2 separate regions of the Homo sapiens genome follow, and region 2 is linked to region 1. The links are chromatin loops, found by intact Hi-C in ENCODE. Cell type or tissue: heart left ventricle. All regions are shown on one strand. Links, peaks and the distances in the headings refer to the core of each region. The heading gives the core; the rest is flanking DNA.

Region 1 (15,400 bases), core at 3,156-11,155:
GTGATTCTCCTGCCTCAGGTTCCCAAGTAACTGGGACTACAGGCACCCACCACCATGCCCAGCTAATTTTTGTATTTTTAGTAGAGATGGGGTTTCAACATGTTGGCCAGGCTGGTCTTGAACTCCTGACCTCATGTGATCTGCCCACCTTGGCCTCCCAAAGTGCTGGGATCACAGGCATGAGCCACCACACCTGGCCTAGGCCTCCATTTTCTTATCTAGAAAATGGGGATAATAATATTTACCTCTGTGCTGCAGGAATTAAATGAAATTATATACGATGAATTTAACACAGTGCTAATATGCAATAAGTATTCAATAAATGCTAGTTGTTTCTTTTCTTACTTTTCCCTTTTACCTGGATTTTTCTACTTAATCAAATTATTTAACTGTGTTTGCTTTTGTAAACTGCTTCAAATCCTTTTTGGAACCTGGCTGCACATAAATTAATCCATATTACCAGTGCTTTCTTAAAGCATTATACCAGTTTATGATGCCAATTCCAATGGAAGAGAGTAATTAGATAACAGGGTCAGTTGTAATAGAGAGTAGTTTGATAACAGGTCAGTTGTAATATTGTAACTACTATCCTAAGACTTAAAAAGCTCATGACCTTTGATACAGTAATTCCATTTTTTGGATTCTACACATGTTAAAAAAAAACAATTTTACATATGTAAAAAGATTAAAGTTTTCATACAAAATTTGTACAAAATTTATTTATAGTTCTGTTTATAATAGCTAAAACAATCAGAATGTTCCTTAAAAAAGAAATAATTAAATTATTCACTCAAGAACACTTTACACAGTTATTAAAATATTTTTGAAAATTATATGATAGCATGGTACACACTTTTCATATAATATCAAGTAAAAAAAGTGATTAATTGTGTCTATAAATTGTCTAAAGCAATCTAAGATTACAAAGAAAAAGACTGAAAGGAAATATGCTAGTGTGTTAATAATGGACTTTGAGAAACAATAGATGATTTCTAAATCCTTTTTTTCCGTGCATTTCTGTAATTCCCCATTTTCTTTAATAATGAGTCTCCCCACCCACACACAAGGCCATTTAAGGTCCCTGTTTTTAACTCATGGATAAACACAAAGGACAACTCAGTTTGAAGTGTTCTTTGGACATGATGTCATCATCATTTCATGAGAAATGGAATCGTCTAAGGTATGATACTGAGACAGAGAGTCGCTTTCAGGCCTGTATAATGGGACAATTTAATACAGATTTCTGCTAGTAGACTCTAGACTGATAGAGTGAGAGAAAGCAGAAAACCTTTTACGGAAGGAGATTGGAAAGCAAAATCTTTGTACCAGCCTCTGAAGTCACAGAAAGAATTCCACAATCAGGGAAATGAAATTTCAGAGCAGAGTTCATTGCCTGATTGGGCAAAAGACCCTCAAACCGAATTTCTTGAAAGAAGTAAGCACAATCCAAGGAGAACATGTTGTTACTCTCATTCTAAGTATTGTTTTTTTAACCTAAAGTTATCAAAATAAAGACACTTTAGAACCCTAAGAGAAAATTATATACTTTTAATTTTTATGCTGTCTTGTCTTTTTCTGATTATAAAATTTAAATATACAAAATGTATAAAGAAGGAAATGAAATTTGCTCGTAATCCCAGCACCCAGAGAATGGCCACTGTTAAGATTTTCTGATGTGAAATCTCTCATTCTCTCTCTGGTATAGATAGAACTAATATTTCTTTTGTGCTTACCAAATGCTTGACACTGCTTGGAGAATTTTACCTGTATAAACTCAGCTCATTCTCACAACAATCTTCTGAGGTAGGTACAAGGATTATCTTGTGAAGTTCAGTTTTTTGACCAAGATGGTGTAACTGGGAAGTTGCAGAGCCGGGAAGTTGCAGAGCTAGGATGTGGGAACCCGGAAGGTCATGCTTTGCCTGTACTCCTAACTTCTCTTTTCTATGGCTTAGATTTATTATAAATACAGTACACATTTCCCAAAATGAGATTATGCTGTGCCTAATGTTTTGTACTGTAACCTGCTTTTTCTTTTGATGTATCTGAACATCATTCCAAATCAATAGATATCAATCCATTTCATTATTCTTAATGTCTGCGTTGTATTTTGCTTCATGGATAATGTATTTAACTGTAATTCATACGGTTGGATATTTTGAAGTTTTCACTGTGAAAAACAGCAGTGACGTGTACATCTTTACATGCAAATGTGCATTTGAGAGGTTATTTCAAAAGAATAATTTCTCAGAAGAGTAAACACCCAGATCAAAGTGAAGCTTTTCAAGGCTGCTGCCAAAGGGCCCTTGGGAAAAATTGTGCCAATTACATTGCCACTAGCAGCCCAGGGGAGTGTGCTTTTCTCAACATTCTAGAGTGTTTTTCAAATCTTTTGACTCACTGGAAGACATACATTTTGTATAGTGACCCACTTACACACACACACACACACACACACACACACACAAGTATAACTGAAATAAATTTTCATATTTTCCTGACTAGGCGCAATAAATTTTCTCTCTTTTCTCCTCTTCCTTTTCTTTTCAAAAACATTTTTTAAAATACCAGATACGGTGGGGTTAAGTTCATGATCCATGAATGGGTAGTAACTCATGGTTTGAAAACACACTCTGTTAATGCTTGGATAGTAGGATTCTTTTTAGTATTTGCCTATTTGACAATATGAGATGATGACGAGTTATTATCCTATTCTTTAATCACTAGAGAGGCTGAGTATTTTGGAAAATTATATTTTTGGAGAGAGTAAACTAGAGTTCATTGTTTCTCAACCTTTAGTGCAATTAGAATTTTTAAAAAGAATCCTTTAATTAATTTCTGGACCAAATAATCTCTAGATTATTTGGCTCAGGTATCAAAATTTGTGGCTAAGGCTGAGAACACATGCCATAGATTACTAAAATTCTTTTAACTGTTCAAATAGACTCTGTTTTTGCCCTTTAAACACCACATATTTTAAAAACATCATAGTCATCTGAAGGTTAATTCAGGGTTAAGTATGGAGTTAGGGAAGGATTCTAATTTTGACTTATGAACTGTTAGCTGCATAAATCACAGTTTTTAAAATCCAGTGCATATTTGGGTCTTATTCAGTGGTAAATTATGGTGAAGAGATTCACATTATGGGAGATAGTTTCGATTCTCATGAATATAATTATACTGTGGGAGAACCAAGGTACTATTTAGTATTTCAGAGTTCCATCAGATAGAGAGTTCCAGTTGCCTACTGGAAATTCTACCTAGATGGTCCTCTGAAACCCCAAATTTAATGTGTCTTGCCAATAGAGTTCTTAACTCCCTCCTGCCTTTTCCCAAACCCATCTTCCTTCCTCTGTTTATGGCCCAGTGGACAATAATATGCTTTGCAATAAGACAGAGGTTTCTTTACATTGTGGATACTGGAAATGTACCATTTGGTGGCCCAAGCCAGCCTGCAGTAATGCGGATGGGGGTGAGGCAGTAGTCTGCTGGCCTGAGCCCTGACCACTGGGATTTCAGCTCTGAAAGCTGGAGAACGCCAGCCTGGGACAGCGCTCCCTCCCTCTCCCCATTTTCTTTCTTTTCTTTTCATACAGAATCTTGCTCTGTTGGCCAGGCTGGAGTAAAGTGGCAGAATTATAGCTCACTGCAGCCTCAAACTCCTGGGGTTCAGTGATCCTCCTGCCTCAGCCTCCTAGACCTACAAGTGCATGCCACCACACCTAGCTATTTTTTTTTTTTTTTTTGTAAAGACCCTGGCCTCAAGTGGTTCTCCTATCTCGGCCTCACAAAGTGCTGGGATTATAGGCATGAGCCACGGCGCTCGGGCCCTCTTCCTGTTTTTTTGTTTCTCTGTTGTGCATGGAGAGGACTGCAGGATAGAACAGACACTCACAGGTGGTTCTTAGAGGACCAGCCTCTGGTACACAGGACTGCAGTGGGGACATAAAGACAGCGGAGTAGTGAGTCTATAGCAGATGTTATCTGAATGACTGGAAGAGGTGAGAGATTTAAATGACTTCCCAAAGGGCTGGACAAATTGATGCACGGCAGGTGACTAAGAGGAGCTGGGGTTGAGTCAAAGGTGACCATTCTGGTCTTTCTACAGTGTTTGTCCTTGGTGTGCTATTGGTCATACTGGCAATTCCCATGTCTCCAGGTTTCTCTATTACTGCTCCTTTAGAAGAGTGCCAGAGTAGAAAAAGCTTTAACCTTGAGCAAGTTATCTAACCTTTCTATTTCATCTATAAAATGGAGTAATAATATACTGTTGGGTCTGTGAAGTCCCAGCACAGGGCCAGGCCCTTGATAGGCACTAAATAAACGACAGCCCTTTAGAAGGAGCCAGCTGTGATGGTCAGGATCAGACCCTCTCCACACATCCAGGTAGGCAAGTGCCCGAGATCTCAGATGGTCAAGTGGAGTGCCCGGCAAGGGGGCTGGAGAGTGGTGGGGTGGTGGGTGGGCTGTGAGTCAGCCCATGGTCCCTGTCATATTCTCCTGCGGTGTCCAAAGTGCTCCCCACTAGAGCAGCACAGCTCTGCAGAGATGCAGAAGAACAGTTACGGATCCAGTCAGATGATGGATCAGCTGTTCGGCTTTTACCTGCTGTTCACCCAAGTTTACCTACTTAGAAAGAGAAGACTACCAGCAACCTAGAGAAAGAATAGAAAGTCCAGCCACCTTCCAGGCTTTGAGTCTCAGATTATGGGAGTGTGGATTTTCCTCTGGTTGTCCATGGTCACTAGAGGTCAATGATCAAGTCATCCAACCCAGACATCGTTATTTAGAGCTGGAAAACAGAAAACAAGGGAGCACTACATCCTGTTGGGTCACATCCTGTTCACGATGACAGGAAGCAGGGCAGCAGACCAAGACGGGTAGAAAAACATGACGCTTACAAGGCATTTGCACGCTAGATGTGCACGTGTGTTTTGGTATACAGTTTTTAAAGACACTGTGAATCAATGCCCATATTACGCTTTTGGAAATTCTCAAGTTTCTTGTCAAATAAAATTGGCTAAAAGCCAAGTCTTTATTATCTGACTGTGCTGGGCCTAAAACCATGCCAATTTAAGAAAGAGAAAAATATCCTATTTGCCATCTGAAAACTGATCACAAAGGCACTGAGTGTTTCCCGCAGGAATAGAAATGCAATGTTGGGAAATCTCAGTTACACTCCTAGTGAGTATGAGGTTGTGAGTCTTGCCTGGAAATGGGAAGGTTGTTGCCTTTCTCAAAGGGAAGGGATGGATTATCCCAGCCGTGGGCACCCCATAGTACATTGCCTGAGAGGCATCAGGCTGGTGTGGAATTGCAGGCACACAACCCCCCTTGCCTGAACATAATGTGTCTTTCCTTCATTCAGCTTTTTAGACTCAGGATGGCAAAACTCCCGTCCGGCCCTTTCCCTTCACCTCCACTGATTTCATTCATTTTCCCTTTCTTCTTCTCTCCCCTTCTCTTCTGTGTGTTTTGGGAAAGATAATGGCTGCATAATGGCTCCCAGGCTGCTTTTTATGGGGTTGGGATTAAGGAGAAAGTGCCATCTCTTGGGTTTTAGGTTGATAATTAGCATCCTTCAGGAAGTTCTATGAGAAACCCCCTCCAGTTCTGGACTTTCTGCTAATTCAGGACTGCAGTGCTTCTAAGATATCTCAAGCATTCAGGATGGTGGTTCTCAAACTTGCGGATTATTGATCCCAGTAACCTGTCTTTAAGGTTTAAAAACCATGTATTTTGCAATTTGTTCTCAATGGCTTGCTGGCTTTCTTCTTGGGTTTCTTTTCATTCCTGGTAAGTAATTGTGCTAGAAATGGGCCACAGTCACTAGGAAATTGTCTCTTAGGGTCATCCATGCATCATAGGACTGGATGGGAGGGAACCTGGTAGGTAGGTAGGTCTGCTAAAGTGTTTGCCTGTCGTTCAGTAATTTTAGATGTTACTGCTTAGAAAAAGAGATAGAAAAGAATAATATTGACTGCTAAGATCTACACATGGGGAGTAGGGCTTTTATTCTAAAAATTTTGAATTATTGAAATCCAGCACAAATGTGATGCATAATTTTTATCCCAAAATAAAATTGTGTTTTCATTTGTGCATGTCACCTGCTAGTTCTTGTGATGTGGACATTTTTTTAACCTATTTAGAGTATTATCATGAATATTTTAAATTTTCACCTAAATTTACGTATTAGAGATTAAAAAAAAAAAAGAAAATGGGCTGGGTGTGGTGGCTCACGCCTGTAATCCCAACACTTTGGGAGGCCAAGGCAGGCAGATTACCTGAGGTCAGGAGTTCGAGACCAGCCTGGCCAAAATGGTGAAACCCCTTCTCTACTAAAAATACAAAAAAATTAGCCGGGTGTAGTGGTGCGTACCTGTAATCCCAGCTACTCGAGAGGCTGAGACAGGAGAATCTCTTGAACCCAGGAGGCAGAGGTTGCAGTGAGCTGAGATCACGCCACTGCACTCTAGCCTAGGAGGCAGAGTGAGGCTCCGTCTCAAAAAAAAAAAAAAATAGAAAATAACAATTAGACCTACTGTTGGTGCTGATGGATGAAGCAGCAGAATGATGACAGTAAGCAGTGGCTTTCCTGCCTGGCTTTGCCTTTGGGGCCTTCAACATTTAGTATTTCAGCTTGGCCTCTAAAAAAATGGGAGCTTACGAATAGCTACCTTACAAATATATTAGGTGGAAAAATCACTGGTGTGTGATTTTGGGGCCACCAAGATGCAAATATGTAGTATCAAATGCATCAATACGGACAAAGGGTTCCAATATCTGGGCAGGCCACCAGGCAGAACTGCCTCCTTCAGTTGTTTATGTCATTCACTTCTTTCTTTTCTTTTTTCCCTCAGTTTTCAGCCATTCCTTCCTCAAAATCCTGCTCAAGTCTAAGAGCAAGGATCCTACTTGCTAACTGCCGTGTGCTAGGCAGGGTGCTAAGCACTTTATTCATGTATCTAATTTAGTCCTACTACGCCACGAGAGAGATACCATCATCCACACTTTACAGATGAGCAAATGGAACCGCTAGTTAAGAATCTTGCTCAAGGTCACATCGGTAGTAAGGGATGGAGCCAGTGTTCTCACACAGATATTTGCAGTCAGCCCTTTCTAATTACAGATCAGGCTCTTTTGCAACACTGCACTGCCTTTCAATGTGGAGCCTGGGAGAGAAATGACAGAAAAAGATGTGTTAGAGTGGACTGTTTATTCTTTGAATGATCTCTGTCTCTCTCTTTTTGTTTATTTTTCTTTTGTTTTTGATGCTTGAATTTACTGTCACTGCCTACAAACTGGGGACATTCATTATTGGATATTACTGGTTAGAGAGTATGGTTTTATGTAATAAGGAAAGGAATTTCAGAAATGTAAACTGCAGGAAAAGAAACACAGCAAATTTCCAGATGTCTGGGTTCCTTTTTTTTTCCTTTTGTAAATGATTTGGTTGGTTCTATTTGGAATGAAAGTTAACTGCCTAGAGGATAAAAATATCCTCTTTTGTAGTTTTTACCTCGAACAGCAACAAGAACATATTATGTGTTTTCATGGAAAGATCTATTTTTAGAGAGAATGCAAGCCACCCTCAGCCCTGTGAGTAATAACTGTTTGGCACAATGATACTTACAATAGATAATCACTCTAAGTCCTTCTTTGAAAGCCTGCCTTATGAATTGTTTTTATTACATAATTTGTACGTGTTATTTTTGATTCATGAAACCTCATTTAATTAAAAAAAAACCCAAAGGATATATGTATAGAGCTTTGGGAATTCCTTTTACTTCCTGTATAATGATTCACAATTTAAATATACCACATTGGGTGGAGGAAGTACCTATCATGGCCTTATGAAAATAAAAACTGTGAACGAGGAACAGAAACTGCAGATTGCTGCATGCTCATCAGTCCTCCTGTAGGTGGGAAGTGGCCTCCGTGCACATTATGTGAAGGCCATGAAATGAAACGACTGCTGAATGGTCAATGGGATGATCCTAGGGAGAGGGAATGGGCTGTTTTCTCTTGGGTGCTTAAATTAATGACATTTATTTTTTATTTTTGGTATACTTTTCCCTAGATTCAGAAGTTTAGCCATCTAGCTTAAAAAAGCCAGAATTGATCCCTACTCTCTGACATATTCAAATGGCTAAACAAAATAGAAAAAGTGACTAAACTATAGAATTCTGGACTCAGAGAGTCATGGTTTCCTAGAATTATACAGATGAATGCAAGAGATATCGTAGAGATGATTCCTGGGTTAGGTGGGTGGTCTTCAACTCTGAGATTCTGTCATTTGATGACTTTTACTCTGCTAGATCTGGTAAGTTTCTTCTGGGAGACAATTTTTCTGCCATTCAGAATCTCAGAGAGGTTTTAACTGAAACAGTCTCTCAATAAAAGCCTCGTGTCAGATACTCTCCTTTGTAGGGAAGCAGTGCTGACAGTAGCTGGGAAGAACTGAGTGGCCTCAAACAAAAAGAAAAGGAAAGCAAGTTTGAAAGATATAACTGTCATTATTTCCTTTGGAGAGATAATTATCTTGACATAAAAGTTACATTTCATGTATAACCCACGATTTGTAAATAGAGTCATGGGTCTCCTGCTAGTAGATGTGGGCAATGAACACTTGCCAGAATTGTGCGTGTGTTTTGCTCTGAATTTCGTTGCACAGACTGGTAGGTATGGTTTGGTTCAGATTTCATCCAGCTGTATTATTTGGAGTGATAATTTCATCAGTGATTCAAATAAGTTGAAATTTATAGATTTAGAAAGAGATCATAAGCATGATTTGATTTGGGTTATATGTTTTGTGAAAATTTAAAAATATCTTTTAAACCACCCACAGAACTTTTCAAGTGTGAAGAAAGAAGGATTTGCAGTGTGGCCAAATGGGCCAGTTAGTTTTACCTAGGATTTTAAGATTCTTGAACTCAGTCCTTGGGTGGCTCTGGATCTGGAAGGGTAGAGAGTAGCTTTGTAATAAATTTAATTTCATCTCTAAATTAATAAAAGTGAGAGTTAATGAGAAATTAGAAGTCTTGTGATGAATTTCTCAGTCTTTAAAATTCAGTGATCTTGGCTCCAAGTAATCATTGCTATAGATTTGGAAGATGGTACATAGAAGATGGAATAGTACCTGCACTTCATGATGACTGTGAATTCTTTCGTTCTGACCCTGTGACTGAGCCCTCCCAGGTGAGATAATCAGAAGACAGCAAAGGTTTTGAAGGAGAGGCATGCAACAGAAACTTCTGTGCTTTCAAAATAAATTACAGGTTGAGGAAGGCAAGTGGAAAGCTTTTGTCCAAATTGATTTTCATATTAGCAAGGATGATTTATGCCTGGGAAAAATTAAAGCTCATGAAATCAGTATGAATTTAAGTCTACAAACTGAAGTATGCAAGAATTAGCTCTGTTTTAAAAAAATGACTTTATTGGGGTTTAATTTATTAGGTTGTTGCAAAAGTAATTGTGGTTTTGTCATTAAAAGTAATGGCAATATATGTGTATTCCGTACAACTCATCCATTGTAACTGCATAGTTGATTTTTAGTAAATTTCCAGATTTGCTACCATAACTACAATCCAGTTTTAGACCACTTCTATCACCTCCAGAAGGTTTTCTCTGTGTCTATTTGCAGTCAATCCTGCTTCCCACCCTCAGCCTCAGGCAACCACTGATCTGTTTCCTGTCTTCATGGTTTTGCCTTTTCTAGAAGTTTCATGTAACTGGAGTCAAGCAATATATTATATTTTGTGCCTGGCATTTTTCACTTAATAATATTTTGAGTTTTACCCATGCTGTTGCACATATTAGTAGTTTGTTCCTTTCCATTGTTTAGTAGTTTTCCATTATAGATAAGCAACAATATGCTTATTCATTCATTAGTTGATGGACATTTAAATTGTTTCTAGTTTTGGGTTATTGTGAATCCTGCAGCTATGAACATGTGCATATGAGTTTTTCTGTGAACATATGTTTTCATTTCTGATGACTGGACACCTAGAAGCGAAATTGCTGGGTCATGCAGTAAGTGTGTATTTAACATGTTGAGAAACTGCAAAAATGTTTCCCAATGTTGCTGTACCATTTTATTTTCCCACCAACAATCTATGACTTAGTAAGGTCAGTCTTTTCTATTATGGTCATTCTAGTGGATGTGGTATTAATTTGCATTTCCCTAATGACTACTAATGTTGGAAATCCTTTCGTATGCTTATTAGTCATATGTGTTTCCTTTTTTGATAAAATGTCTATTTACATTATTGCCCATTTTAAAAACTGAGTTGTCTTTTTTTTTTTTTCTTTTTTTGAGACAGAGTCTCACTCTGTTGCCCAGGCTGGAGTGCAGTGGTGGGGCAATTTCGGCTCACCACAACCTCCACCTCCCAGGTTAAAGCAATTCTCATGTTTCAGCCTCCCAAGTAGCTGGGACTACAGGTGCCTGCCACCACACCTGGCTAATTTTTATATTTTTAGTAGAGACAGGGTTTCACCATATTGGCCAGGCTGGTCTCAAACTCCTGACCTCAGGTAATCCACCCACCTCGGCCTCCTAAAATGCTGACATTTACAGGCATGAGCCACTGTGCCTGACCAGAGTTGTCTTTTTAAATTGATAAATAGATGTATCTATTTTGGGGGTATATGAGATATTTGGATATCCTTCACCATTATCATTTATCTTTTCTTGACGCTACGAACATTCAGTTTATTCTCTTCTAGCTATTTTGAAATGTACAATAGATGATTGCTAGCTATATTCACCCTGCTGTTCTATCGAACATTAAGTCTTATTTCTTCTATCTAACTCTGTATTTGTACCCATTAACCAAGCTCTCTTCATTCCTCCCTCCCCTCCATCCTTTCCAGACTCTGGTAACCACCAGTCTACTCTTTGTCTTTGTGAGTGCCACCTTTTTAGCTACCACATATGAGTGAGAATATGTGATATTTGCCTTTCTATGTGTGGCTTATTTCTCTTAACATAATGATCTCCAGTTCCATCCATGTTGCTGTAGATGACAGGATTTCATTCTTTTTCAATGGCCAAATAATATTCCATTGTGTATATACACCACATTTGATCCATAGACCTATTGATGGGCACTTAGGTTGATTCCGTATCTCGGCTGTTTTGAATAGTGCTGCAATAAACATGGGAGTGCAGATATCTCTTTGATACATTCATTTCCTTTCTTTTGGATATGTAGTCAGTAGTGGGATTTCTAGATCACATGGTAGTTCTATTTTTAGTTTTTTGAGGCACCTCCATACTGTTTTCCATAGTGGCTGCACTAATTTACATTCCCACCAGCAGTGTATGAGGGTTCCTTCCCCTTTCTCTACATCCTCACTAGCATCTTTTTAATAAATGCCATTTTAACTGGGATGAGATGATATCTCATTGTAGTTTTGATTTGCATTTCTCTGATAATTAGTGATGGTGAGCATTTTTTCATATACCTGTTTGCCACTTGTATGCCATCTTTTGAGAAATGTCTATTAGATCTTTTGCTTGTTTCAAAATTTGATTTTTTAAAAACAATTGCATTGCATTCCTTATGTATTCTAGTTATTCACCCTTTATCAGACGGATAGTTCGCAAGTATTTTCTCCTATTCGTGGGTTGTCTCTTCACTTTGTTGATTGTTTCTTTTGCTGTGCAAAAAGGTTTTTAGCTTGATGTCATCCCATTTGTCTATTTTTGCTTTTATTGCCTGTGCTTTTCAGGTCTTACACAAAATAATCTGCCCAGACCAATATCCTGAAGCATTTCCCTAATGTTTTCTTCTAGTAGTTTTGTAGTTTCACGTCTTAGATTTAAATCTTTAATCCCTTTTGACTTTATTTTTGTATATAGGAGAGATAGGAGTCTAATTTCATTCTTCATGTTTGTCTTATATTATTAAGTTGTAAGAGTTCTGCATACAAGTCTTTTATCAGAAATGTGATTTGCAAATATTTTCTCCCTGATGGTGGCTTCTGTTTTAATTTTCTTAGTGATGTCTTTTGAAAAGTAAACACTTAATTTTGATAAATTCCAGTGTAATTTTTTTTCTTTTATGGATCTTGCTTTGTGTCACATCTAACAAGTGTTTGCTTAACCCAAAGTCACAAAGATTCTCTGTTTTTTTTTTCTAGAAGTTTTATAGACTTAGGACTTACATTTTAACCTATGACCTATTTTGAGTTATACATGGTAAGAGATGAGGGTCTAAGATTTTTTTTGTTTTTTTTGTATATGAATATATAATTGTTCCAGCACCATTTATTGAAAAGACTCTCTTTTCCCTCATTGAATTGCTTTGTCACCTTTGTCAAAATCAATTGACTGTAAGTATGAAGATTTATTTCTGGACTCTATTCTGTCTGTTTGATCAATTATGTCTGTCCATACACAAATAGCATACTGTCTTGATTACTATAGATTTATAGTAAATTTTGTTTAAGTCCTCCAACTTTGTTCTTTTTGTTCAGTTTTTTTTTTTTTGGTTGTTCGCAGTCCTTTGAATTTTCACATAAATTTTACAATCAGTTTGTTAATTTCTACAAAAGCAGGGTCTCTGGATCATATGGTAAGAGTATGTTTAGTTTGGTAAGAAACTGTCAAACTGACTTCCAAAGTGGTTATACTATTTTGCAATCTTAACAGAAGTGAATGAGACTATTTGGGTAATAGTCTTTTATCAGATACATCTGTTTCAAATATTTTCTCCAAGTCTGTGGCTTGTGTTTTAATTCTCCTAAAGGGTCTTTTGAGTTTTTAATTTTGATGAAGTCCAGCCTATTAATTTTTTTCATGGGTTATGACTTTGCTGTCATATCTAAAAAGTAATTGCCAAACCCAAGATTATCTAGATTTTCTCCTATGTTATTTTCTAGGAGTTTTATAGTTTCATGCTTTAAATTCAGGTTTATGAGCTGTTTTGAGTTAATTTTTGTGTTTAGATTTTTATATTTGGCACATGGATGTCCATTTATTCCAGCACTATCATTGAAAAGATCATCTTTTTTCCAGTTTATTGCCTTTGCACCTTTGTAAAAAATCAGTTGACAATATTAATGTGGGTTTACTTCTGGTCTTTGTATTCTATTCCATTTATCTGTCTATTCCTTCACTATGCCACATTGTCTTGACTACTATAGCTTTATAGTAAGTATTGAAGTCAGGTAGTATTAGTCGTCTGTCTTTTTTCTTCTCCTTCAATATTTTGTTGGTTATTCTGGGTCTTTTGCTTCTCCATGTAAACTTTACAGTTAATTTGTTGATATTCACAAGATAACTTGCTGGGATTTTGACTTGTATTGCATTGAATCTATAGGTCAAGCTGGGAAGAGCTGACATCTTCACAATATTGAGTCTTTCTATCAATACACATGAAATATCTATTTATTTAGTTCTTCTTTGATTTCTTTCATCAGAATTTTTTAGTTTCCTTCATATAGATATTGCACATTTAAAACAAAACTGATACCTAAGTATTTCATTTTTGGAAATGCTAATGTAGATAATATTGTGTTTTAAAGTTCAAATTTCACTTATTCATTGCTGGTATATAGAAAAGCAATTGGCTTTTATATGTTGACCTTGTATACTGCAAACTTGCTATAATTGCTGATTAATTCCAGGAATATTTTTGTTGATTGTTTTGGATTTTCTACATAGGCAATCATGGTTATCTGTGAACAAGCACGGATTTATTTATTCCTTCTTAGTCTTTATGCATTTTATTTCCTTAAAAAATCACATTATGTTAGGACTTCCAGTGCAATGTTGAAAAGGAGTGGTGAGAAGAGACATTCTTGCCTTTTACCTGAACTTAGTGGGAAAGCTTGTAGTTTCTCACCATTGGGTATTATATTGTAGATTTTTTTGTAGATATGCTTTATCAACTTGAGGAAGTTTTCCTCTATTTCTAGTTTGCTGAGTGTTTTCTTAATCATAAAGGAGTGTTGGAAGGCCCTTTTTGTTAGATTTATTTCCTACCATATGACACACGAATGTCTTACTAATTAGTATAATTGCTACTTTTTGCTCACTAGGTGGAATCAGCATTCATCAATGTAATAAACCAGTGGTCTTATGGAAAGATGATCAAGTCCCTGCAGACTATAATATAACATTTAGGTTTGAAGGGTTGATATACCCCAAGGTAAGGCAGTTAAGGTGTATTGCTGGCTTTGCCAACAGAAGGCAAATCAATTCTGGTAGTCTTTATTAATAGGTATTGAGAAAAAGGCATTTGTCAGACCAGTCGCTGCATACCAGTAATAGGGCATGTGTTAATTTGCTCAAGCAATGAAGCCTTTTCTGAAAGACCAGCTGAAATTCAAGTCACCACCTGATTAAGCTTACTATAATCCACTGCCATTCTCCAGTATCTATCTGTCTTCTGTACAGGCCAAATAGGCAAGTTGAATGAGGATGTGGTGGGAATCACCACGTGTGCATCCTTCCAACCTTTGATAGTGGCACCATTCTCTAGAATCCCTCCCATGAATGCAGTATTGCTTTCGGTTTACTGTTTTCCTAGGTAAAGACTATTCTAGTGGCTTACACTTGGTCTTTCTTATTGTAATGGCCCTCACTCCACAAGTCGGAGAACAAGCATGGGGATCCTGCCAGTTGCTGAATATGTCTATTCCAATTATTTACTCTGGAACTGGAGAAATGACCACTGAATGCGTTTGGAGACCCACTGGACTCACTGTGACTTGAGCTAAAACTACACTAATTACCTGAGTTTCAGAAGTTCCCACTCTAGGACGGCATGGTAGCTCATGCCTGTAATCCCAGCACTTTGGGAGGGTGAAGGGAGTGAATTTCTCGAGCCCAGGAGTTCAAGACCAGCCTGGGCAACATGGTGAAACCGGGTCTCTACTAAAAATACAAAAAAATTAGCCGGATGTAGTGGCATGAGCCTGTAGTCCCAACTACTCTGGAGGCTGAGGTGGGAAAATTACCTCAGCCAGGGGACGTCGAGGCTGCAGTGAGCCAAAATCATGCCACTGCACTCCAGCCTTGGCAACCAGAGTGAGACCATATGTCTAAATAAATAAATAAATAAAATTTATATTCTGACTGATAGACCACAGTGATGGTTTGGGTCTCCTAAGATTAGTGTCACTAATCCAGTAAGTCAGTGTCCAATAATCACCTAAAAGTCTGATTATTTTGTTTTCCCTAATGCACAGTCACCCTGGCAGAAGGCCATAGGTCCTTTGGGGAGGGCTGAGAAAAAGATTAATGGCATAAACTTTTGGCAGTGTAATGGGTACTTCTTCAAGGAGCTCAAACCTCCCCTTCTTTCAAGGCATTTGGGATCTGTAAACTGGCTCAAGTCTAGGAATTGATTGCAGAAACTGCGACTCTGTTTTTATGATTTAAATTAGA
Region 2 (15,400 bases), core at 3,131-11,130, 110 kb after region 1:
GATAATAATCACATAAATGAAACCTGTCTCCCAAGAGATTATCAACAGATGAGCTGGTAATATTTAGGCCTCAGGGGCTTAAAGATGTATAAAACACACTCTCTGACCTTAAAAAATTTAAGGTGCAGTCGAGGTGTTCTAACCCTTCACAAGGGAGAGGAGAGGACAATAAGTTGAAAATCATGAATGTAGAGGAGCTCCACCAGGGCCACTGAGGAATTAAGGATAGGTGGATCATTTGCATTTTAAAATGACACAGATTTTAGCAAGAATTTTCACAAATGAGACCTTGTATTTTATACACACACAGAGTTTACAAGTAGAAGTGGGTGGAGCTGGGGTCGGGGAAAGTATGTATAACAGCACCAGACCAATCTGGCTCAACTTTTATGGAAGAAAGTTGTGAGTTGTTTTTCAATTGCCATGGACCCCCAGGTTGAAGGTCACATAACCTGAGCATGCCCAGATGAAGCAAATATGCAACCACAGGGGGCTTCTAAGGGCTGGAACCGAGGAGTGGACTGAGGAGGGGGACTGATAAAAGAAGCAGACACTGCATGGCAGAATTCAGGCTCCAATCAGATCAAGCTCTGGCATCACTCTACGGCAGGGTCTAGGCAGATCATGCCTCCTGGCAACACCTAATTGCAGGATCCAGTCAGATAACACCTCCTTGCCAGTTGACTAGCAATAAAACTTTTCTTTTCTCAAAAGCTTGTGCCATAGTATTGGCTTCTGTGTGCATCGGGCACCGAGCCCATTGATTGCTTAGTAACACATGGACTCATGAACCCATCCTTTCAGCACCTATGAACTAAGTGTTAAAATGGGATTTTGTCCTGGCATGTTGGGAAGACAGAGGAGGAACACTGGGTCCAACCTGATATTTGGGAAGATTTCCTGAAGAAAATGATACCTGGGCCGATCTTTGGTAAAAGACTTATCCAAGTAAAGTAAGCATTGGGTAAATGAGTATCAACAGAGGGAATCCTGAGAGCAAAGCACAGAGGTGTGAAGCAATGTAGTGTGTGAGACAATTAAATGTAATTTTGTGCCCAGGTGATATGGTTTGGCTCTGTGTCCCCACCCAAATCTCAACTTGAATTGTATCTCCCAGAATTCCCACTTGTTGTGGGAGGGACCCAGGGGGAAGCAATCGAATCATGAGGGCCAGTCTTTCTCATGCTATTCTTGTGATAGTGAATGAGTCTCACGAGATCTGATGGGTTTATCAGGGGTTTCCGCTTTTTCTTCCTCATTTTTTCTCTTGCTGCCACCATGTGAGAAGTGCCTTTTGCCTCCTGCCATGATTCTGAGGCCTGCCCAGCCATGTAGAACTATAAATCCAATCAAGCCTCTTTTCTTCCCTGTCTTGGGTATGTCCTTATCAGTGCGTGAAAATAGACTAATACACCAGGATAGAAAGAGGATTTTAGGACCCAGCAGGACCTAGGGGGCCAGGCAAGGCCTTAGACCCACCACCATGGATGACACCCTGGATGTGCAGCCCCAGCCCATTTATTCATTCTTCTTAATCCTGATGCTTCCCTGTAGGCTGGAACAGGTTCCAAATGCAAGCAAGGAGCCTTCTCAGATTTACTTAGGATGAAAACAGAGGCTGATTCCAGAAAGGGGCATTCCTAACACTGCTCTTACCAAGGAGAGGGGAGTTCTGTTTAATTGGCAGCAGTCTCCTTCACTGGAAAGCCCTAAGTGAATGGGATAACTGCTAAAGAAAGCAGCAACCTGGGACTTCCACCCAACCTCCTCCCTGCCCCCAAGTCCCAGAAGAGTGGTTCCCAGCACCACCCACATGCAGGGCAAAGGAGAGAGTGGGGAGCTTTTAGGGATATAGATTTCGAGACCCCATGTGAGTCAGAGCATGGGAAGTGGTATTTAAGAGGCTCCAAATGTGGCTTGGATGTCCAAACAGGTTTCTGAACCTCTCTTGGAGCCACATTTCCCAAGCTGTGTTCCATTGATCTGGGAGCTACTGGGCCCTATGATGTTAAACAGACGTCTTGATTGCAAGACCTCTCCCTTCTCTTCATCAGCTCATACACCTTAAGAGCCTCCAAGATGGGGGGAACAGCAGTTGGAGAGGAATATATTATAACATACCTTCTAATTATATTTTCTAAATATATTGCCCATAGAATCTCTCTCTTTCTCTCTCTCTGTCTCTCTTTGGTGGAGCATTTCTCAAGACTATGCAGCACATGCACAAGACTCCACACAGCCCACTTTTTGGGGAAAGCCACTCTAGAAGCTCAGGAAAAGGGTGATTTCCATCGCCCACTGAGGTCCATGCTGCAGGAATGGGGCCAAGGCAGGGCGGGTCACCTTGCACCAGCCAACCAGGGATCGCCATGTAGTCAAGGAGACCTCAGGTGAAGGGCAGCAGCCTCAGTGTGTGGAACATGGCTGGTGAGTGTTCTCTTGCACAGCTGAGGCTTCCTGGGCAGTTTCTAGTTATCTGAAGAGGACGATCACCCTCTCCCTGGGACACTGCTTTCCACTGGAGCAAACTGATGGGCCTGGCTATTTCACTGTGATGTGTGGGCCCCAAAGTGAAGGGCTGGAGTCTTATTTACAGGGTTGTAGAACGAACCAAAAAACACCTCCCATCCCTTCATGCTTGCTTAGGTTGCTTCAGTGACACCTAACATGGGTCCTTGTAACAGTCACAGAACATCTGCATACTGTTGGTGCAGCTAGGGCCCAAAGAAGTAAAAAAGGAAGCACATTACAGCTGCATCCCTCGCAGGAACCAACCTGCTCAGGAGGACGATGGCGAAGCCCACAAAAGGCAGCAGCTACAGGGAGCCTCTTGTTTCTATGTTCAAAGCGGTGAATGTCAACCAGTGCAGAAGTTACTGCAGGTCAGAGTGTGGCTGCCAGTGATGACATGCTAAACTTGGCCAAGCCCCCTTTCGTGTGCATGAGGTAGGGCTGGAGAGAGCAGTGCAGAGTGCTCCAGAGACTGGTAGAGCTGGGGACTGGGTGTGGATTGATCCCTCACTGGGGTTCAGAACTGTGTGGCACAGCACCCGGCAAATCAGCTGTGAATGGCATACATTCAGGTTACAGTTGATGCCAAGATGGAGCTTTAAGCTTGGAAAAGTGTAACTTTTGGGGAAGGAAGGAAAGATTGTGGAAAGAATGAAAAAGGAGGAGGAGAGAGAAAAGAAAAGAAAACATATTATGCTTTCTGTGCTGGATGCATACATTTTCTCATTTAACCTTCAGCACACCCAGTGAGGTGAGTATTGTTATTACCCCTAGGACAGGCATGATGTAAATGGGAAGGACAGTGGTCAAGACACTTGCCCACTCCACATAGCAACGATTCTCACTCCTGCCTGCAGGTGTGCTCGGTGGAGCGGGAAGAGGGCAGGTTGGAGGCGACAGAGGAGAGATGCTGGCTGATAGTCCTAGGGAAAGAGGATGGTTCCTGGGGTCACAGGACTAGAAGCAGAAAGAACAAGCGGGTGGAGTATCAGTTTCTACAGGGTTGAAGACAGCACTTCTTTAGCATCTAGGCTGCGGCTTCTAGACAACATTTTGTGTTTTCTCTGGATTCTTCTCCCTGGGAACACACGCTTTGTAAGTTACACTCTTATTTATGTTTGTCTTATTTCTGTTTATTTACCTATTCCCTTGGAGCTACCAGGAAGGGCTGTGGCCTGTGGCCGCTTTTCTTCTGAGTGGCACCAGCAGTTGGAAGCAGTGGGAGTGAGGAGGGAGGAGGCTGGAAGGCCGGCTGATGCCCAGGAGCATCTTCAAAGCCTCGTGGGAATTTGGCCCACCCACCGCTGCCCTTCCACAAATGGAATCTTTTCATTTTACCAGCCGGCCCAGAGCCCTTTCTGCAGATCCAGTTGAGCTCTGTAATCTCCATGAGACCACATGCTTCTTCTGAGACCTATTCCTTTGCCAAATGGGCACAGGATCCTGTGGCCAGAGGGAAAATTGGAAATGTGTGGGCCAGGCAGATACCCATTTCTGATGAGACTAGCAGCTTGAACAGCCTGAATAAGACTTTCAAAATCAGGCAAGGAAACTTCTGCACCGCCATCCCACCGTTCCTATTCTGTGACCTCAGGCCTGGATGTTGCCCGACAGCCCACCCACCACAGCACATTCCACCTGAAGCCACGGGGACGTGGGATCTTAGCTTCCCCTGGCTGCCTGGGAAAACCTGCTTTCGTGTCATACCTGGGCATTTCCACTTTCTCAGGGGCAGGAGGCTGCCATGGTGGCAATGTTGATGGGCAGCCTCTTCCTCCCTCTCTTCTCGCTCCCCTGTGTGAAGGATCTGGGCCTGCGTCTCACTGCCCTCCAGGAAGGCAGGCAGGAAAATAAAGGTGAGTGCAGCCCTGAGAAGAAGTGAGGCAGCCAGTAATGAAAAGGAAAATCAGTTCTCCTTCATGTTCCCCTTGGGTTTCCTTTCATGGCGTTACTGAAATCAGGGTCAAGAGGCCATCTGGTTCCTAACCCAGAACAACCCACTCCAGAAGACTGTAGGGACCCGCGAGGGTGACCACGTGCTCTCCCTTGGTGACCCCCACTGGCATTGTTGAGTCACTCTTTCCAACAGCCACCAAGCAGGCTCCCTTCTATCCTCTGCAGAGGTGAACCCCTGCTGGGCAGGGCCCCTCTACACTCAAGCCTGGCTAATAAAGGACTCCTAAACCCAGTGTGTGTGTGTGTGTGTGTGTGTGTGTGTGTGTGTGTGTGTGTGTGTTTTAACAGCTTTATTGAGATATAATTCACATACCATACAATACACCCATTTAAAGTGTACATTCAATGGCTTTTAGTATATTCACAGAATTGTGCAACTACCACTACTAATTCCAAACATTTTTATCACTCCAAAAAGAATTTCCTCAGTCATCCTTCCCCCAATCCTCCCAATTCCCAAGCCCTAGGCAATCACTAATCTACTTTCTGTCTCTGCAGTTATCAATTATGAGTATTTCACGTAAATGGAATCATACAATATGTGTCCTTCAGAAGGCTGGCTTCTTTTACTTAGCCTAATATCTTCAAGCTTTACCCATGTTGTAGCACATAGCAGTTCTTCATTCCTTTTTATGACTGAATAATATTCCAGTGTGTGGTTCTACCAGTCAATTTATCCATTCATCATGGACATTTGGATTGTGTTGACTTTTTGGCTATTATGAATAATTTTTTATGAACAGTCACGTACAAGTTTTTGTGTGGACATATGTTTTCATTTCTCTTGAGTGTATATCTAGGAGTGGAATTTCAGGGTCATTGTTCACCCTGTTTAATTTCTGAGGAACCGTCAGCCTGTTTTTCAAAATATGTTCCCAGTAGCAACGTATGGGGGTTCCAATTTCTTCACAGCCTCAATAACACTTGTTTATTATCTTTTTCTGATTATAGTTATCCTAATGGGTGTGATGTGGTATCTCATTGTGTTTTTGATTTGCATTTTCTTGACGGCTTGAATCTTTGTTTTTCAGAACTTTAAACCTTTCATCTTTCAACCCAGTCTCCAGTTCTCTGCTCATTTTGTCAGTCTGAAAGAGGTAGAAACTCTTCCCTGGGCCATGACAACATTAGCTCCCTGAGCACCCTGAGAAATCTGGGGTCTGTTTTGGCATTTTTTGAGATTTCTCACCGATAAAACCTTGTCAATTGCTATTCTTTGAAATTCTCTGAACTCTTTGAAATTTTCATATATCTATTTACAAAAGGGATTTTTCAATAAATTAATGGCATGAAAAGGGGGTACTGTTCTAAATTTAAAAAGGCATTAGAGACACAAACTAATGTAATGTGTACACTGTAGTTATATCATGATTTCAGCAAACTGACAGTGAAAAGACATTTTGGGGGCAATCTAAGAAAAGGCAGAAATATTAGATGACACTAAAGAACTGTCGCTAATTATGTTGGGTATGATGGTGTTGCAATTATATAAGAAAATCTCCATATTTTAAGAGATATCTACTGATATCCCTGAAGTAGAGATAAAATGACATGTCTGAAGTTTGTTGTAAACTACATCAGCAAAGGAAAAAGATGAAGTATAGATGGTACAGTTTGAACAACGGGATATGGAGGTTCACTCTACTTTTCTATTTCATATATGCTTGAAATTTGTCATAATAATAATAACTATGGAGACAATCCTAAAATATTAACGTAAGTTGAAAAACTATAAAATACCTGGGTCCCAGACTACAGAATGTCATTCATTTACGTTCAGTTAAAATATTTTTAGGTTTGTACTTAAAAAGTAACAAAACTGATTCAAACATATCTTATATATTGTATTTTAACTTAAAAGATTGTTCGTGGCTGGGCACAGTGGCTCATGCCTGTAATTGAAGCACTTTGGGAGGCCAAGGCAGGCAGATCATTTGAGGTCAGGAGTTTGAAACCAGCCTGGCCAACATGGTGAAACCACGTTTCTACTAAAAATACAAAAAAATTAGCTGGGCATGGTGGTGCATGCCCCTAATCCCAGCTACTGGGGAGGCTGAGGCAGGAGAATCACTTGAACCCGGTAGACAGAGGTTGCAGTGAGCTGAGATTGCACCACTGCACTCCAGCCTGGACGACAGAGTCTGAATCCATCTCAAAAAAAGAAAAAAGATTAGTCAATGTTTTGATGTTAAGACTTTTTTTCTTTCAGTGTGGGTCCTTCTGATTGGCATTTGTGTTTTGTTTTTGTTTGATAAACTACAGATACACTGTCTTATTTATAATTTTTTTGTTTTGGCTTCTTCAAAGGGAAATAAGAAGATATAGACACTATAGGACTGAGTGTAGAATCTTTCTGCGTTTTTCATTATTTTTCATCAAACACCGTCACTTACTTCAAACATCAAAACTGACTGCAAATATTTTTAGAAATTTACCTTTGTTTGCCCTTAATTTAGTTTTCTTTTTATATAACCAACAGATCTCTTTTTGCACTTGTATTTCATTGGTTTATTTGATACTCAAGTAAATTACATGGTTACAATTAAAGGACTGTTGCCATAAACAGGCTTGGGGACAAGTGCAGCTGCCCCCTGGTAAGCATATAGCTTGTATAGCTCAGCTGGTGGGAGTTAAAGCACAGGGTGTGGGCTTCATGTTGAGAGTCATTGGCCAGCACATTTTACAGGGAGATGAAAAATACTATGGTTTGAATGTATATGTCCCTCCAAAATTTATGTGTTAGAACTTAGCCCCCCAAATTAAGATAGTATTAAAAAGTTGCACCTTTGGCAGAGCGCTCACAGATGGGATTAGAACCCTTATAAAAGAGCTTGAGGGAGAGAGAACACCCCTTTTGTCCCTCTGCCATGTGAAGACACAGCAACCAGGAGCCACCCTGGAAGCAGAGAACAATATCTCAACAAACACCAAATCTGCTGGCACCATAGTCTTGAGCTTCCCAGCCTTCAGACTGTGGGAAATAAATTTCTATTATTTATAAATCACCCAGTCTAAGGTATTTTGTTACAGCTGCAAGAATGGACAAAGACAGAATATAGTAGGCTAAAAGGAGATCCACTTAAAAAGCTTCTTCTCTGCTTGGAACAGTGTTAGTTGACTAAATTTTTCATCATCCATCAAGTTATTTGAGTGACAGGTAGCTGGCCAACAAGTTCTTTGATTGAAGCTGCCGTCTTCAACATGGTGCTGCAGACAGTGGTTCATTCTACCCACGGGACTGTGGTCAGGACCCAGGAGGTACCAAACCTGGGAAAAGGGAGCTGGGAGATGAGTTAAGGAGGGTGAGTTACTTAATCAAGTAATGTCGGCTGTTGCTCTTTCCAGAGATTAAAGTTGTTCAAATGGTTCCCACAGCAAATTTATGCAGAGAATGGGGGCCAGCAGCTAAAACCCAAGCCTTCTGGACTCCACTGCAGCCTTTTCTTCAAACTCAGCTGGTCTCCCTGGGGTGAGGCTCGGGGTGGATGAGTGTTTGCTTCCCTCTTCCAGGCGGTTTGGCAGCCATCTCCTTGCAGAACATGATGTGCTCTTGTGGGAGCAAAAGAGGGGATGATTATGAATCACAGAGTATCAGAGTTGGAAGGGGCCTTAGTGACCTTTACTCCCACTGTCCCATTTTACAGATGAAGAGATTGTGGTCCAGATAAGAGGTTATGGCTTTTCACCAACTTGACCACCACACTGTTTATGTTCAGGAAACATAGATATGCTATTATGTATTAATTCCAAACTTCTGCTCCCAGTTTTCTGAAGCTCAGAGGGACACCTTGTATTGCTGGATGATAAAAACAGGAGCAAAGTGATGAAGTGCTGACAAGGCAACAATAGAACATGAGAGATTCACTGCTGTGTAGGAAGAGATCTTCGGTGACCATGTAGCCTGAAGCTCTCATTTTGTCATCGAGGGACACCAAAACTCAGAACAGGTTAGTGACTGAATTATCTAATGCATGAGCTAGGTAGGACAAGCATATGAATTTTAAAATGCTGGAAAATCATCAGTTGAAATACATTGCACCTGGGCTGCTAAGAGCCCCAGATTGGCTGGGTTCGTTTTATCTCATCCATCTCCTCACCAGTGCCTAGTACAGATACATAGTAGGTTCTTGATAAATGTTCTTTAAATAAATTATGAAGATCATCATTCAAGTTAACATAGCATAAGGCAAAATACATATTCCATAAGGAGATTAAAGGTAGTCAAGACCACAGTTGGTTGAAAGGGTAGGAAAGGCTTTAGGGTGGGCTTGAAAATGAGCGGGATTTTGAGGGTTGAGTTAGGGGAGTGGTAGATGGGAACATCATGTTCTCGTACAGGGAACAGTGAGCATGATAAGGAGGTAGAGGGCAGGTGACCCTGGAGTTTGGGGAACTTTGGGACATCTGATTGGCCACAGCATAGCATTGGAGCAGGGCAGTAGGGGTGGTGGGCTTGTCACTGAGGGCCCAGAACTCTCTGTCCTTAATTCTTCAGGAGGTTCTGGAGAGGTTTATAGTTTTGAGGAGGAGAAGGACATACATGACCCATTCTTGGCAACAAGACATTGCAGGATGCTGATATTCAGTTCGGACACAGGAATTTTCCCCACTTCATCCAAATGCCCTGGCTCTGGCTCTGTGAAGAGGTCAGAAAAACACTGGGGACTGTCTTTCTTCAGAAATACTTTTGGACCATCGAAGTTTTCAAGGAGATAAACATCCTTATGACGTTTCTGGTGGTCCAGGCCCATCTGGCCGAGGAAGTACAAAGATACATGAAGTTTAGGCACACTGGAGGGGAATGTTTGCTAAACATTCTTCATTCTTCAGAAAGGTTCAGGCTCAGTTCAACTTTGGGGGTGAGGCTTGAACTAATGTTGATTTTATCAGCACCTGTTTGCTCCAAGACTGCAGAAGAAAGATTGTTTGTATTCCTTCTTACGGTGCTGCTGGAGGAAACAACAATGACCATTTATTGGGTGTGTCCTATTACGTCCTCTGTTAGGCAGTTATGTATACTTTTTTTTTTTTTTTTAATTGAGACAGAGTCTTGCTCTGTTGCCCAGGCTAGAGTGCAGTGGCGCAATCTAGGCTTACTGCAACCTCTGCTTCCCGGGTTTAAGCGATTCTCCCGCCTCAGCCTCCCGAGTAGCTGGGATTACAGGTACCCGCCATCATGCCCGGCTAATTTTTGTATTTTTGTAGAGACCAGGTTTCACCACGTTGCCCAGGCTGGTCTTGAACTCCTGACCTCAGGTGATCCGCCCGCCTGGGCTTCCCAAACAGTTATGTATACTTTCACTAGTCTTTTCACAATTTTGAGAGGTAGTTTTAGAGGTGTGTGGTACCTGTTGTTTTCGTCTGTCCAGCAAGCTTTTCCGTTCCCCTGATATTTGTGGCCATGTGACCTGGGGCTGGCCAATCATAATCACTCATCCCCTGGCCACAGTGATTGGACCAGGGAGTGGGCACGGGACCCAATCTACACCAATCCCTCTCCTTTCCTGAGACTGATCCCTTGATGCAGGGAGAGAGAAGTACTTTCTGCCTGGGTCGCTACACTGAGGTTGCCCCGATTGCATGACAGTTGTACTGCAGCTCAGTCCTGCTTCCTTTATTTTCTTAGAGGTGTTGTTCCTGAGCACTGGCTTCAAAAACCTTGCTGCTCATTTATCTTGTCTCACGGTGGTCTCCCAGGGAACCAACCGAAGAGGAGGAGGAGGAGAATAGTGGTGGGGGTGGGTTGTTGACGTCTGACTTCAGAGAATTTTTCTTTCATCACACAATAAAATTAATAAAATAAAAAGACAAGGATTCGGGATGCCCTCGGAGTTCATCCATCATATTTTCAAAAGGAAATTTCAAGCCAGCAATCTTCCCATCAGCTTCAAGGAGTATTTTCTAGAATAGTTGAAGGGTGGTTTTGCCTAAAACCTGGGGGTTGGCATAGGTGGCCTTTCAAGGAGGCTTCTAGCTTCAAGTTTCTGTCAATTATGCTTTGCATATCTAAGAGCTGTTTGGGCTGGAGAATTTCAAAGAAATTTTCAATGTGCCAGGGTTGAGATTCAGCGTCTTTTTGCTGAGCGGGCATTGATGAGAAATGCCTCTGAACTCGCAGGGGTGATGCAGCCCCCTGGCCAGCCTGCCAACTCTACATACTCTCATTGCTCCAGCGCTGACACGCTTGCTCTTTTTAGGTCTAATATGGGCAAATCTATAGCAAGCATTCCAAAAGCTAAGACACTTTTAACTCTCTCCAGAGCAGCCAGAGATCCTCATAGCAAAGCCAGGTAACCCCAGGGGCCAGGGGCACCTTACACACTATCCCTGAGGGGCCGAGCTGGCTGAAATCAGCCTGCACCCTGCTTGCCAGCCGTGCGCGGGGACACTGTGTCCACTTGGAAGACTGAATGCCTTTCTCCAATTTCACACTGACTACTTCCTCCCTGCCAAAAGCACACCTTCCCTCCATCTGAAGATATAAAAGGAGCTTGGGGCCCCAGCATGAACAATTGCCAGGGCCTGGGACACACCTGTCATGGGCAGGTTTGTCCAGAGTTCACAGAGCATAAAGACTTAATCTGCTTTCACATTAAATAGGCTGATCGGATACGACAACAATTTCCCACTGTTCTTTGAATGGCAAACAGGATTTAGAGCACAAGGGAAGGAACTTTTTTGTATATATAACTTTTCATGCAGAAAGTTCACAGAGTTTACCTGTAATCTTAGCTCACAATCAGGCAAAAGGATTACAGCTGGGCATGTAGAGCTTATCAAAAAGCTCAGAGGGAGACCAAAGGAGGGCAAATGCAATTTTTTCTTTCCTTTCTTTTATGCCCATGTCAAAATGCACGCGTTGGTCAACATCTTGAAAACTCTCCAGCGGAGGTAACTCTACCTTCCTGTACCTTCATGCCCGGCTTCTTCTACCATCCTGTACCACCTTCCTGTACTACAACTATTAGGTAGGTGCAAAAGTAATTGCAGTTTTTGTCTTTAAAAAAAAAAAAAAGGCAAACACCGTAATTACATTTGCACCAACCTAGTACTTGAGGATGATGATAGAACACTGCCAGAGGAGTACTGCAGCCCCAGCCTCATGGCCAGAGCACCTTGGTCACTCCGAAGGGGCAAGTAGGCCTTATGTAAGGAGCAGGGCAGGCCACTTCTGGTGAATTGCATACCTTGCAGTGAGACATGGGCTGAGGGTCCCGGGATTGGTGAGAAAGGTTAGCATGTTTGTGCCCCAAATCTTCAGTCTGAGGAGGACGGGAAGAACCTCTCTAGAAACACTAAAGTCAATGGGAAATGAACTTGGGCTTGAGTTATTTTCTGATCAATTTGATTTAAATATAATGTTAATAAAAAGAATACATAAAACTAATAGCCTGAATGACAGACCCAGTGGATATGACTTGCTTGGGGAATTCGAGTGACTCTGGCTTTGAGTTTAATATGGCTTTTATTGAAGAAATTTTTCTTTAATGGTAAAGAAAAGAAGTAAATCACTAACACCTTAGCAAGAGTGAGTTTGTCATCTGGAATCAGGGGAACAAGAGGAGAGAGCTGGGAGTTGTGTGGGAGTTAGGATGAGGGTAGACAGGAATCTGGAAGTGAAGGGGAAAGGCCTAATAAGGGAGTTTGTTCCCATCCTGCAAGCTCGACTTTTTCATGAACTTTTTCAGAGTTAAAAGAGCACACTATATTCAGTCCTAGCCTCTGTTTTGTAGCCGAAGTGTTGGGAAATGTGCATTTCCTTGTTTCTGCACAATAGGGGTGCCTCAGACCTCCAGACATAAACAATGTATCCCGCAGGCCAATGCTTCTGAGTCAGGTTTGGGCTACAGGATCCCACCAGAATCAAGGAACAGCCAGCCTTACTGAAAACTAAGCCACCCTGAGCAAATCCATTTTGAATTCCAAAGTTAATGTGAAGCACCTATGAAAATAAACATAGGCAGAAGCAACTGTTAGAGGGAACACCGTTGCTCTATTTGTTCTGTGGGGGCTAGATACCTAGAGGAAGCTCTCCTCCTACAAACAGAATAGACTATAGGATCTGGAGAAAAGAGGAAACAAATCAGCCAGAGAGTATGTAGCTCTAGATTAGTTGGGCTTCTTGTGTTCCTAAATGTTTTTCTTCACAAAAGCCCCTTGATCATGTGGCAGTCCATCTACCCGTCCATTTGCCCATCAATCTATGCATCCACTCATCCTTCCATCTATTCACTCATCATCCATTCATCCACACATCTATTCATCCACCCATCTCTCCACTTATCATCCAATTATTCATTCATCCATCCATCCACTCATCTATTCATCTATGATCCACTCACTCATGTATCTATTCATCCACTCATCTATCAACCCATCATCCATTCATCCACCCATACATTCACTTATTCATCCAACTGTCTGCCCATTATCTACCCACCCATCCCCCCTACCTATCCCCCTACTCATCTACCTCTCCATCCATCCCCCAAACACTACTTGATACCCATTACATGTGCCAAGCTAAGGACAGCTGGTCAAACATACTTATCTACTCACTGGGTGGGCAGGAAGTAGGGTGTTCTCTTTGGTAAAGGAAATGGCTGACAGACATAATAAGGCTCAGTAAGATGCAGTAGAGCATAGAGATAAAAAACACAGGCTTCATCATTAGTCCATCACTTTCTAGCTATGCAGGAAAGTTACCTAACTTCTCAGCACCTCAGTTCTGAGGTGAAGGAATAATAGTTCCTGCTTTACAGGGTCGTGGTAGGAATTAGATGATTCAATGAAAGCTAAGTGCTTAGCACAGTGCCTAGCACATATGATGTGCTCAATAAATTTTAGCTTGTGTTATTAAAAGTAGAACGTCTGGAGAACCAGAGTGAATTATGTAATCTAAAGAGGCAGCGGGAAAGGGGTTTCTTAACCCATTTCCCATTTGCCCCGGAACACTTGCTGCTGCAGAGTTTACCCCAAGATAACTCACAGATTACAGTCCTAATCTTACCACCAAAGTTTGCCACAGAATATTTCGCTTTTATTATTATTTTTGCATCGCTGTGGTATATTGACTTTGGAAAAAAATACATCATTCCATTTATAGCATTCTGTTTTTAGTAGTGGTGTTTCCGTTTATAAAATATAGTCATTCTTGATCACGGAAAATGTCAAATCCTAGAAAATGTAGCATTCCTATGCATAATGTTAATTCTGTGGTGAGCTTATGGCACTGAAATGGTGTGACAAGAAGGAGGTGACAATGTTGTCAACATTCCACAATGATACTGTGATTGAAGTAAACAACAGAAATGGAAAGAAGACTAAGAAGCCATGTGTCATTTTGGATTATCACGAGAATGTGGGAACAGTGGACTGGCTGATCAGATGCTCACTTCCTATCCAACTGAGCACAAAAGGCACAAGGTTTCGTCTAAGAAATTCTTTTTTGTTTATTTATTTACTTATTTTGAGATGGGGTCTCACTTTGTCGCCCAGGCGGGAGTGCAATGGCGCGATCTTGGCTCATCGCAACCTCCACCTCCTGGGTTTAAGTGGTTCTGCTGCCTCAGCCTCCTGGGTAGCTGGAATTACAGGCATGTGCCACCATGCCCAGCTAATTTTTGTATTTTTAGTAGAGATGTGGTTTCTCCACATTCGTCAGGCTGGTCTCTAACTCCTGACCTCAGGTGATCCACCTGCCTTGGCCTCCCAAAGTGCTGGGATTACAGGTGTAAGCCATGATGCCTGGCCTTAATTATATGTATACTTTTTTATTTTTGAGATGGAGTCTCGCTCTGTCGCCCAGGCTGGAGTGCAGTGGTGCAATCTCGGCTCACTGCAACCTCTGCCTCCCGGGTTCAAGCAATTCTCCTGCCTCAGCCTCCCGAATAGCTGGGACCACAGGTGTGCGCCACCACACCCAGCCAATTTTTGTGTTTTCAGTAGAGACAGGTTTTACCATGTTGGTCAGGCTGGTCTCGATCTCCTGACCTCAGGTGATCCACCCACCTAGGCCTCCCAAAGTGCTGGGATTACAGGCATAAGCCATCTGCCCAGCTGGTCTAAGAAATTCTTTTGTCACCCTCTAAACATTGCAGTGCTAAGCTCCTACATCCTGTTCTGGAAGGACAATCCTGAGCACACGATGAGCCATATAAACTTCAGACTGACGCTGAGTGAAAGAATGCTGGAAAAGCATCACAGGCCAGGGCAGCAAAGTCTTCAAGGTCATCCGTGCTCTGATGATGTCACGCTTCTTCCCTGTCTGGAAGACATTTCCCCAAGAGCATACCACCAACATCAGGGAAATGGAATCCAACTGGTCGCTGCAAAGTTTGCTGAGCACACAGTGATAAAGATGGCAAGAAGGTCCTGAGAGAAACGCAATATTTTTGTGCAGAATGGGATGTTCTGCCTTTGTCCCATGCTTTGAAATTTACCACATGAAAAATAAAATTAAATACTGATCATCATATACGTTTCTGTTATATTAGGATTAGAGACAAGTTCTGTTTAGAAATAACTCCAAGAACAGTTTTTATATTTTGTTTTCACATTGAAAAATCAGTCAGATTTGCTTTAGCTTCAAGGAACGTGTTTATGTAAAATTAAATGAGCGCTGGCAGTGAGCTAGCTGCAGATTTTTTTTTTCTAAATGGGATATAGGACAGAAAGATGCGTTCGCGGCCATGACCAGGCTCTGGGTACTTTACAAATGCCCAGTGGCTGGGCATGGAAGGAATACATTGCTGGGGGAAGTTAAAACCTAGGGCTTTCTCGCCTGTTGTCTTCCTGTTCCCGTAAGTCCAGCAATGGCTCAAACCAATAGTGTAGCCAAAAAACAAAAGGCCCTGATAAGGAAAGCCAGGGGTTGGGGGACACCTCAGAAAAACAGAGCAGGGGAGGTCAGAAGACCTTGGAGGCAGAAATT

Evidence for each region. A loop is a pair of places that touch in the nucleus more often than their neighbours do. Peaks named below come from ENCODE experiments on the same cell type or tissue, not always from the same donor. Only the 100,000 strongest peaks of a DNase experiment are listed, where the experiment ranks them.
Region 2: a loop joins it to region 1, with 2.1 times the contacts of the local background. A loop is called at or near these places in 5 of 110 quality-filtered maps.

Annotation. Positions count from the first base shown.
Region 1 is chr1:94,785,145-94,800,544 of GRCh38, reverse strand. All of the region lies in intron 1 of SLC44A3-AS1 (SLC44A3 antisense RNA 1), which reads left to right. Among named protein-coding and RNA genes, the nearest start is that of SLC44A3-AS1, 27 kb to the left of the region's middle. RefSeq lists a silencer at 7,791-7,840. In heart left ventricle, for the core only: a CTCF peak has its summit at 7,893; no DNase peak of the experiment used is centred there; H3K27ac peaks cover 1,991 bases.
Region 2 is chr1:94,672,439-94,687,838 of GRCh38, reverse strand. SLC44A3-AS1 (SLC44A3 antisense RNA 1) reads left to right here. Exons shown (of 6, transcript NR_160780.1): 3 at 8,232-8,414. It also overlaps the pseudogene PGBD4P7. Among named protein-coding and RNA genes, the nearest start is that of MIR378G, 66 kb to the left of the region's middle. In heart left ventricle, for the core only: no CTCF peak of the experiment used is centred there; a DNase peak (open chromatin) is centred at 7,958.